Regions from separate parts of the Homo sapiens genome. Here region 2 is linked to region 1. Evidence: chromatin loops called from intact Hi-C (ENCODE). Cell type or tissue: Calu3. All regions are shown on one strand.

Region 1 (4,000 bases):
TCCCCAAATACCAAAGCACTTTCTGCATATTCACTCCTTTCCAGCCCACTTCTCTCCACTTCTGATAAAGGAAAAAACTGGACTAATCAACTCAAATTGAAATGTTTCTGGCTGCTGACAGCTTCAGCTACCACTCCTGGAGTTAATCCTAAAATTCAGAAGAGTAAATATACTGGAACCTCAGAGGTTCCAGTTCTGCTTGAAGGTGGGAGTGGGCTACTTTTGCTCATAGAGGCTCGGAGAATCCTCATATCTCACTATGTGTGTATGTTTCCTGCTTTATTTCTACAATCAATGATCTAAACACTGGTTATTCCATTGGAAAGATCCACAAATGCATTAGGCAAGTCTTTTGATTGCACACAACAGAAACCCAGCTTAAAAAAGGAGGGGGGATATATGGGCTCACTTAAAGACACAAAGGTCTCTCTGGCTCAGGCATAGTGGGATCCAGGTACTTGAACACAATAATCAGAACTTGATCTCTGGTTTCCTCCTGACTGGCTCTCCTCCCAGGCTGGATGTCTTAACAGGGCTCTCCGAGCAGCTGCAGGTGTGCATCACCCATAGTCAGCAACTGCCACTGACAGGAGAGCTGCTAGTTCTGAGAAAGAGAAATTCCAACAGAAGTCTCAAGATCATATCTCTTGGTCTACCTTGGATCAGTCCTCATCCTCGAACCAATCTTATTGGCCAGAGGCATGGAAGACTAAACTAGAGAAAATTCCTCTCCTTTCCCAGCTCCTGACCTCTACTACCCAGGGCAGACTCAGCCTGTGGCCAGTCCTGGCCCCTGCTGATAACTGTACAAGAACAAAAGCCTTTTGCTAGCCAAAAGCTTGACTTAGGGAGCCTGTGACAATTTAGAGGAACTGTAAAGCCATGGTTTCTGGGCCCTCATCAGCAAGCAAAACTACCTTAAATTAATCAGGTATAGACTGTACTATCTTGATCAAACTACCAGGCACCTAGGAGATGATCACAAACATCACAGTTATTAAAGGAACATGCTTATGACTCCACTGCTTACATTTCCACCTTGTGCCATGCCCAGAAGGGACCAGTATCAGGATACACATTTCCAGTCTCTCCCCCAACTTCCCCCATCATGTGCTGCTCCAGCCAGAGGAAGAGTGACTTATCTGCTTGGGGAGATCAGGGAGAACCAGGCAAATCCACCAGGCCACATTTGCCAAGAGCAGAATCCTTGAGTGGGACATGGACATGTCTTGCTGGTTCTCTTAGACCTGCCTGGCTTCTTCTGGAGCTCACTGCCCTCCTCCTTTTCCCACCCCCAACCACAAGGGAAGTCTGCTTCTCTTTAGCAGGCATGTGGTTGGATGTGTATGTTCAGACCGGAGAGCCACACGGAAGATCTTGCTGCCCAGTTTTCCAGAGAGCCCTATGCTTTGGGTACTATAATTGACTCTTTGATCCCATTGAGCTCCTTAATTGGCTAAAACCAAGAGGGGAGAAAGCATAAGTAATTAGCACCTCCACCCCTTCTAGCACAACATCAGCAGCAGACAACAATGATGGTGATGATGATGAAGGTGGTGGTGATGATTACAGGAAGGTCTCTCCCAGAAGCAGTAGGGAGTCAGGCCAGCAGTGACCATGCTCTCCCACTTTCCCTCCCTAACAGAACCATCAGCCCTGAATGTCCCCCTACTGGGGGCTGAACCTTGTCCTCTGCAGAGAACACAAAAATAATTGCAAAGTGCTGTCTGCATCCTGCAGAAGCACACCAGCCACTTGAGCTTGGACATTAAATCATACCAGAAGACTGTATATCTGCCCTGGGAAGGAAGGAAGCAATTGAAACCCAGTATTTAAAGGCAGTCTCAGATTTATCCTCCCTCTTGACAGCCTACAAAACATTGGAGAATAGTCCCTGCCTTTCTCTGAATGATAAAACAGAAACCACTGTCCAGAAATTGGTCCTGAGAAAGTTCATCGCTCATTCTCATGTGACTTTCCTGAGAAACAAAAACTGCAGGCCAAAACTCTGAGTTTTAACAGCCTTCTACTTCCACTTATTTGCCAAGCAAGTGCTGTGTTGCCTTCTCAGCATCCTACAATGTTTCACTTTTTGTGCATTTCCTTTCTTGTTTTTTCACCAACAAGGCAGCAGCACTGATTTTTGTGCACTCTCATGGAGATACATCTCACCCACTGGCTTTGTTCAACCCATGCCCCACCCTTAACCAGCACACTTCCATGCCCCCGGAAGGGATTTTGAAGGCCAAATATTTTGGCTTGTTTCCATTCAGAAAGCTTCCCTATTGTTTGGACATTAGTAAACTAAAATCCAAAGTCCTCAGCCAATTACTTCACCTCCTAATCTAACTTTGGGAGTTTGCTGGCTCCGTGTCAAGCCGATTACTGACGAAAGGCAATCAGTCATCGTGCCTTGTCTGTGGGCAGGTGAGCCCAACCGCCCCGCAGGGCCAGGAGCAAGTCAACATAGGATTGCATCATCTGCAGCTCTCAGTCTGAAGAACTGTGGGTAACACAGTGTGCTGATAACCCCACTCCCTGTCTTGCAGGAGGAGCTCACATTGTTGACAATTAACCCAATCCAAGAGACCTGCATAAATCAATCACTACAGGAAAAAAAAAATTGTTCTTGATCTACAGTGACAAATGTGTAGACAAGGTCAGTGGCCTGGGTTTACAACCTTGCTGTCTGAAGTGAGAATCTGGGGAGGAAGCTGCCAGTAGAAGACAGGGGCATTTCCAAGAATTTCCAGAGACCCATGCTGAGCAACCTGCTTTGCACTGGACATTCCCACCCTCAGGCCTATTTCCTTCCCTTGACATTTGATGCTCTCTGCACTGGTCCATTTTGTGTTGCTATAAAGGAATACCTGAGACTGGGTAATTTATAAGGAAAAGAGGTTTATTTGACTCATGGTTCTGCAGGCTATTCCAGAAGCATGGCACCGTCATCTGCTGGGCTCTCAGGAAGCTTTTCCGGAAGGGGGAAGGCAGGGGGAGCGGGCATGGCTCTTGGTGAGAGAGGGAGCAGGAGAGACAGCAGGAGGTGCCAGGCTCTTTTAAACTAAAATCATACAGTGAGAACTCATACCACAGAGAGGGCACCAAGCCATTCATGAGGGATCCACCCCCATGGCGCATTTGCCCCCCACCAAGCTGCACTCTAACATTGGGGATCACAATTCGACAGGAGATTTGGAGGAGACAATCATCCAAACCATATCACCCTCCTTTGGGTTTCTGACTCAGTGTTGTCCCCAGTCCCACAGACTTGCAATTCCCAAAGGGCCTCCCCAACTGCAGGGCCATTGGCCAGGCCCTCTGCCCAGATGTCCCTTCCTCCTTCTTCACTGACACTACCCCTTCCCCTCCCTACTGGAAACCTCCTGTTTGTCATTCAGGTCTCAGCCTAGACATTCTTCAGTCCAGGCAACCTTCCTTGACCCCTCATTCTGCTCAAGGGCCCTTCAGGTGTTCTCCCATGGGGTCTATACCCATTTCCTGGGGCTGCTGTAGCAAAGTACCACAGACTGGGGGCTTAAAGCAGTGGCCCCCAAACTCTGTGGCAACAGTCCCTGTTTCGTGGAAGACAGTTTTTCCACGGGCTGGTGCAGGGCAGGTGGAGGTGGTTTCAGGATGATTCAAGCACATTGCATTTGTTGTGCATTTTATTTCTATTATTATTACATTGTAATATATAATGAAATAATTATACAACTTAACATAATGTAGAATCAGTGGGAGCCCTGAACTTGTTTTCCTGCAACTAGACAGTCCTATCTGGGGGTGATGGGAGACAGTGACAGATCATCAGGCACTAGATTCTCACAAGGACCATGCAACCTAGATCCCTCACATGCTCAGTTCACAATACGGTTCATGCTCTTGTGAGAATCTATTGTCACCGCTGATCTGACAGGAGGGGGAGCTCAGGCAGTCATGCTCACTCCCCTGCCACTCACCTCCTGCTGTGCGGCCTGGTTCCTAACAGGCCACAGAC
Region 2 (4,000 bases), 300 kb before region 1:
CAAGAGTTTTACATTTTAATTAGCTTTGGGAAGTCAAGGACCATTTTACTCGAAACCCAAAGAGATGTGAGTTGTGCTCAATCATTGACCAAAAGGACTCTCCTATCTCTTTTCTCTGGAATAAAACCAGAAATAAAGCAAAGCAACTGATTGAAAAAGGCCAGAGTCAGGGGTCAGTGCCTACTGTCAGTTCTCACCCTGGCCAGTGCCATATGACTCCACTGTGTGGCCTGGAGGAAGTCACTCAACATCTCTGGCCCTTCGTAGGGGGTCAGGGACAGAAGCAGTGGCAAGGTTTTCATTAAAAAGAGCCTCATCACTAGACTCTCAAGAAATCAAATCCAGTTTCTAGATTTATCGAAGGTGGTGATGCTCCACAGTTGGTTCTCCTTGTGACATTACTGCTGCTATAATGTGAGAATATTGTTTAATATAATAAAAGTCATGCTTTCAAAAATCAGGAGCATGCATCTGGGGAAACAAAAGCATCCGTTTGTGTATACCTGGGGGGTGGGGCGTGGGGGCAGGCAGACAGTAACACTTGAAAGGAAATCCTAAATCTAAAACATCCCGTTGAGGGTGGCAATCATGCCTGCAGAAGGCAGCAACATGGAGAAAAATAGTTCAATCCCCCGCCCCCCAGCGGTGGTAATGCTCTTCCTCTTCAGAGGGAAAGTCTTTCAGCATCTTTTGTCTTCTCACCCAGATGCCGCCTCCTCTTCCCTTTATTATCGCTGATCTCACACAGAGAGCTGAAAAGCCACAGGGCTCCAGAGGAAAATATGAGGCCCTGCACTGGGGCGCTGAGACCTACAGAGCTGGAGATACTGGTCAGGCTCTTGCCTGGATTTAACCGCAGTAGAGGGTCCATCTCCAATTCGCTCAAACAGCGTTCCTCCATGGCGCTGTTCGTGGTGCTGAAGCCTGCGCCGGGGCGTGGAGGCAGCAACCCACCCACAGGCGCTCTGCTACCAGGGGCTCCAGGCAGGGGTCCATGTGAAGCAAGTGTGGAAATAGCTGCCACCCACAGAGCTACAGCCAGCTCCACAGTCTGGCTCGAAGTCTAGCTCACTGGCTCACTTCTTTGCAATTGCAAAACGGCTGGTTCACTTTTTCTCTTTCCAGGGGATTTCACAAAGCCTAAACTCGAGTTTGCTGATTTGGCATATCTCTTTCTCGATGTCCTCCCTGTAGATGCTAATTCTCTCCCATCCTCTCTCCTTTGTACAATATTTTATCTTTGCAGAACACCTTACAGTTGGCACAGCCCTCACTGGCACAATCAACGGAGCCATTTTTCTTCCACACATAATCATTCGTTTTCCCTCCCACGGCTATTTTTTGCTTTCTTTGCTTCTCTTCCCCCAAGCACAGTCCAACTAAGCAGGAGACTATTACCTCAATGTGCAGGATGGGCAAATCACCTCACCTATGACAGCAGAACTGTTGATTTCTCCTTGGCAATGAATTAGAAGAGGCAGAGGTTACAGTTTCAAAGGACCAGGAAAAAGCCCTTTAAGCTACTTCTAGGAAGATAATGCTTGCATGGGTAGTGATCTGCAGGGTGGGGAATGGGGACAAGGATATTAGGAACAAAGTGAAGGAAGGGGCTTGGACCTTGTGGAAGGTGCAGGGCTTAGTGCAGTTAGAAGACTCCCGGCAGGTGGCACTCTAGTTCACCTGCTGGCGGTGGAAGCCCTGACTGTGCTCCCCGACTCCACTTGAAACCTTTCTTCCACCAAACAGCCCCCCAGCCATGTTTGGAGGTCTGTCTTCCCCTTGATCCAAGCACTTATCAGAACTATATTCCTGCTAAAAGCACCGTTTGCACAATTCTGTTTACTGTAATGCACAGTAATGAAGAGAACATAAATAGAAAATAGAGGGGCAGTGGGGGGATTTTCTGTATGTGTGTGATTGATGGTGCTCAGATCAAAACTGTTTAATCATCAAAACATGATTCAGCAGTTGGGAAATGTAAACAAGTTGTGCAATTGCTTGCTTTAGTCAAAACTCTGGAAAGGGCCCAGAGGGCTGGCCCGAGCCCCTGGGAGGGCAGTGCCAGCAGGATGCGACCCCAACCTTCCTACCAGGGCAGAGCTGCTATGCCTACAGACTGACTGGCGTGACCTTTGGCTTTTGCAGCACACAAGCAGTTGGGCCGGGGTTAATGGCACTTTGCAGGGAGCTCCAATTGAGTAAACAAAAAATGCCTTGCCCTGTTCTAATGGAGCACATTATTCTGAGGCCTAAGCCTTCATCCAGGCTCCTGCAGCTGCTCTGCAGGTCAGTGCTACCAATAAAGCAATTAGCCAATGAGAAAACTCTTCTTCCCCGAGGGGGACTCCAGGGTATTGCTGCAGTTACTGTGCTTTGCTTTGGTTTTTTAAACAAGTGATCCAAGTTGATCTGAGCCTTTTACATCAGACTCTAGGATGAAGACAGTGAAATTGTGTTTGCTGAGTGTGATATTTTAAGGGACTGATCCCTTGTTCAACACAGCCTGGAGAGCTCACTGCTTCCTGTTCAATTAACCTGAACCATAGCTGAACTCTGCCCTTTGAACTCGCTCAGCAGATAAATACATTAGCTCACCTACGAAATCATTAATATTTTTCAATCACATAAAACAAACATGAATGTACAAAAACAACCCAAGAGATAGCCAATTAGAAACAGGTCATGTACCGTGTTGAAAAAAATCACAAATGGATGTTATTTAGACAGGAAAAAAGGATCAGGGAAGAAATGAAATGGATTGTGCCGATGGTTCTGGAGGCAAATGAGACTTACATTTTCATATCTACAAGCAAGAGGGATACTGAGCAATATCTGGCAATTCCTATTGCGTCTACTCTGCTCCACAACAAAAGTTCTACCCGTTGCTTCCCACATCCAGCAGAACACAAAAACTCCAAATCCTCTCTCTTTTCAAGTGACTTCAGTGTTTATGCTCATATACAGAGTCCAAAATATTGCATTTCTGGGGAGAATCCTTTTTCTGATTTGCTACAAATGAACCAAAATAATTGTGGCAACATCACTGCTTTTAAGTGAACCAATCTTAATGAAGCAAACTGGTGGCTTAATTGAAATAATTTTACAGTAGAAAATGATGTTCCTGAGACATTTTTACTCTAGGCATATAAACAGATTTTCTTTTCTCATAAAAAAAAAGATGCCAAATGCATCTATTTTGTCTTTATCCCTGCATGTCATTTTAGAAGAATGAGAAAAACATCCCCAACTGGGTCATTACACATTTCAGTTTGATTTAATTTCACTTCCCACAATTCTGCCTCCTGACCCCCTCTCTTCCCACCCCCCTTCCCATTTTTGTTTGGTTTGGAGTGTGGGCTTAATGCCCAGCTATCCTAGATGAGAACACTTAAAGGAATATCACAAGCACGAAGGGTAAATCTATTGAACGAGGGTCTTTAACTATGTGGTTTCCTTAAAGGGAAAGGTTGGATCAATAGGATCAATATGAAAGGTTTCCCTGGCCCTGCATAAAAGGATAAGGGCTTCTCTTTTCACTGGTTTAACTTTACTCTCTGACAAATGCAAATCAATGGATCTGTGTTTACAACAGATTCCCTAGCAGACTCAACTTGGGCAAAGCCCAGAACCTCACCCTGGGGGGTGGGGACTCCAAGCTTGCTCCAGGAGGACGCAGTAGGGCACAGCTTCATGCTCAAGGGCACTGGGGTGGAGTGGGAAGCAAGCTGCCAATGGCTGCCAATCACCCTTAAAAGGAAAGGCTTGCTACCCACCCAGATCCTGCTGGAACTCAAGGAGCTGCTGCTGCCTGTGGCCTCTCCAAATACGGCAGAAAAATGAGCCGTCAAACAGGTTCCTTCAAGGATGTCAATGCAACATAAGTAATAAAGCCCACATTCTAGAATTTGGTGAGCCAGTCAACCTAGTTTCCTATCCTTAACCATCTCCAAGGCTGATTGCACAGAGAAAACTGTAAATGAAATATCTACAATTGGAGCAG

The links. Peaks named below come from ENCODE experiments on the same cell type or tissue, not always from the same donor. Only the 100,000 strongest peaks of a DNase experiment are listed, where the experiment ranks them.
Region 2: it touches region 1 in a loop (2.9-fold over the local background); 1 of 110 quality-filtered maps calls a loop at or near these places.

The regions. Positions count from the first base shown.
Region 1 is chr18:57,140,268-57,144,267 of GRCh38, reverse strand. No RefSeq gene overlaps it. Among named protein-coding and RNA genes, the nearest start is that of BOD1L2, 4.8 kb to the left of the region's middle. In Calu3, no CTCF peak of the experiment used is centred here; a DNase peak (open chromatin) is centred at 2,427.
Region 2 is chr18:57,444,201-57,448,200 of GRCh38, reverse strand. All of the region lies in intron 1 of ONECUT2 (one cut homeobox 2), which reads right to left. Among named protein-coding and RNA genes, the nearest start is that of ONECUT2, 11 kb to the right of the region's middle. RefSeq lists a cis regulatory region at 1,973-1,984 and enhancers at 1,907-2,051, 1,850-2,144. In Calu3, CTCF peaks have their summits at 657 (motif pointing left), 1,444 and 1,651 (motif pointing right); DNase peaks (open chromatin) are centred at 670, 920, 1,680, 3,720 and 1 weaker place.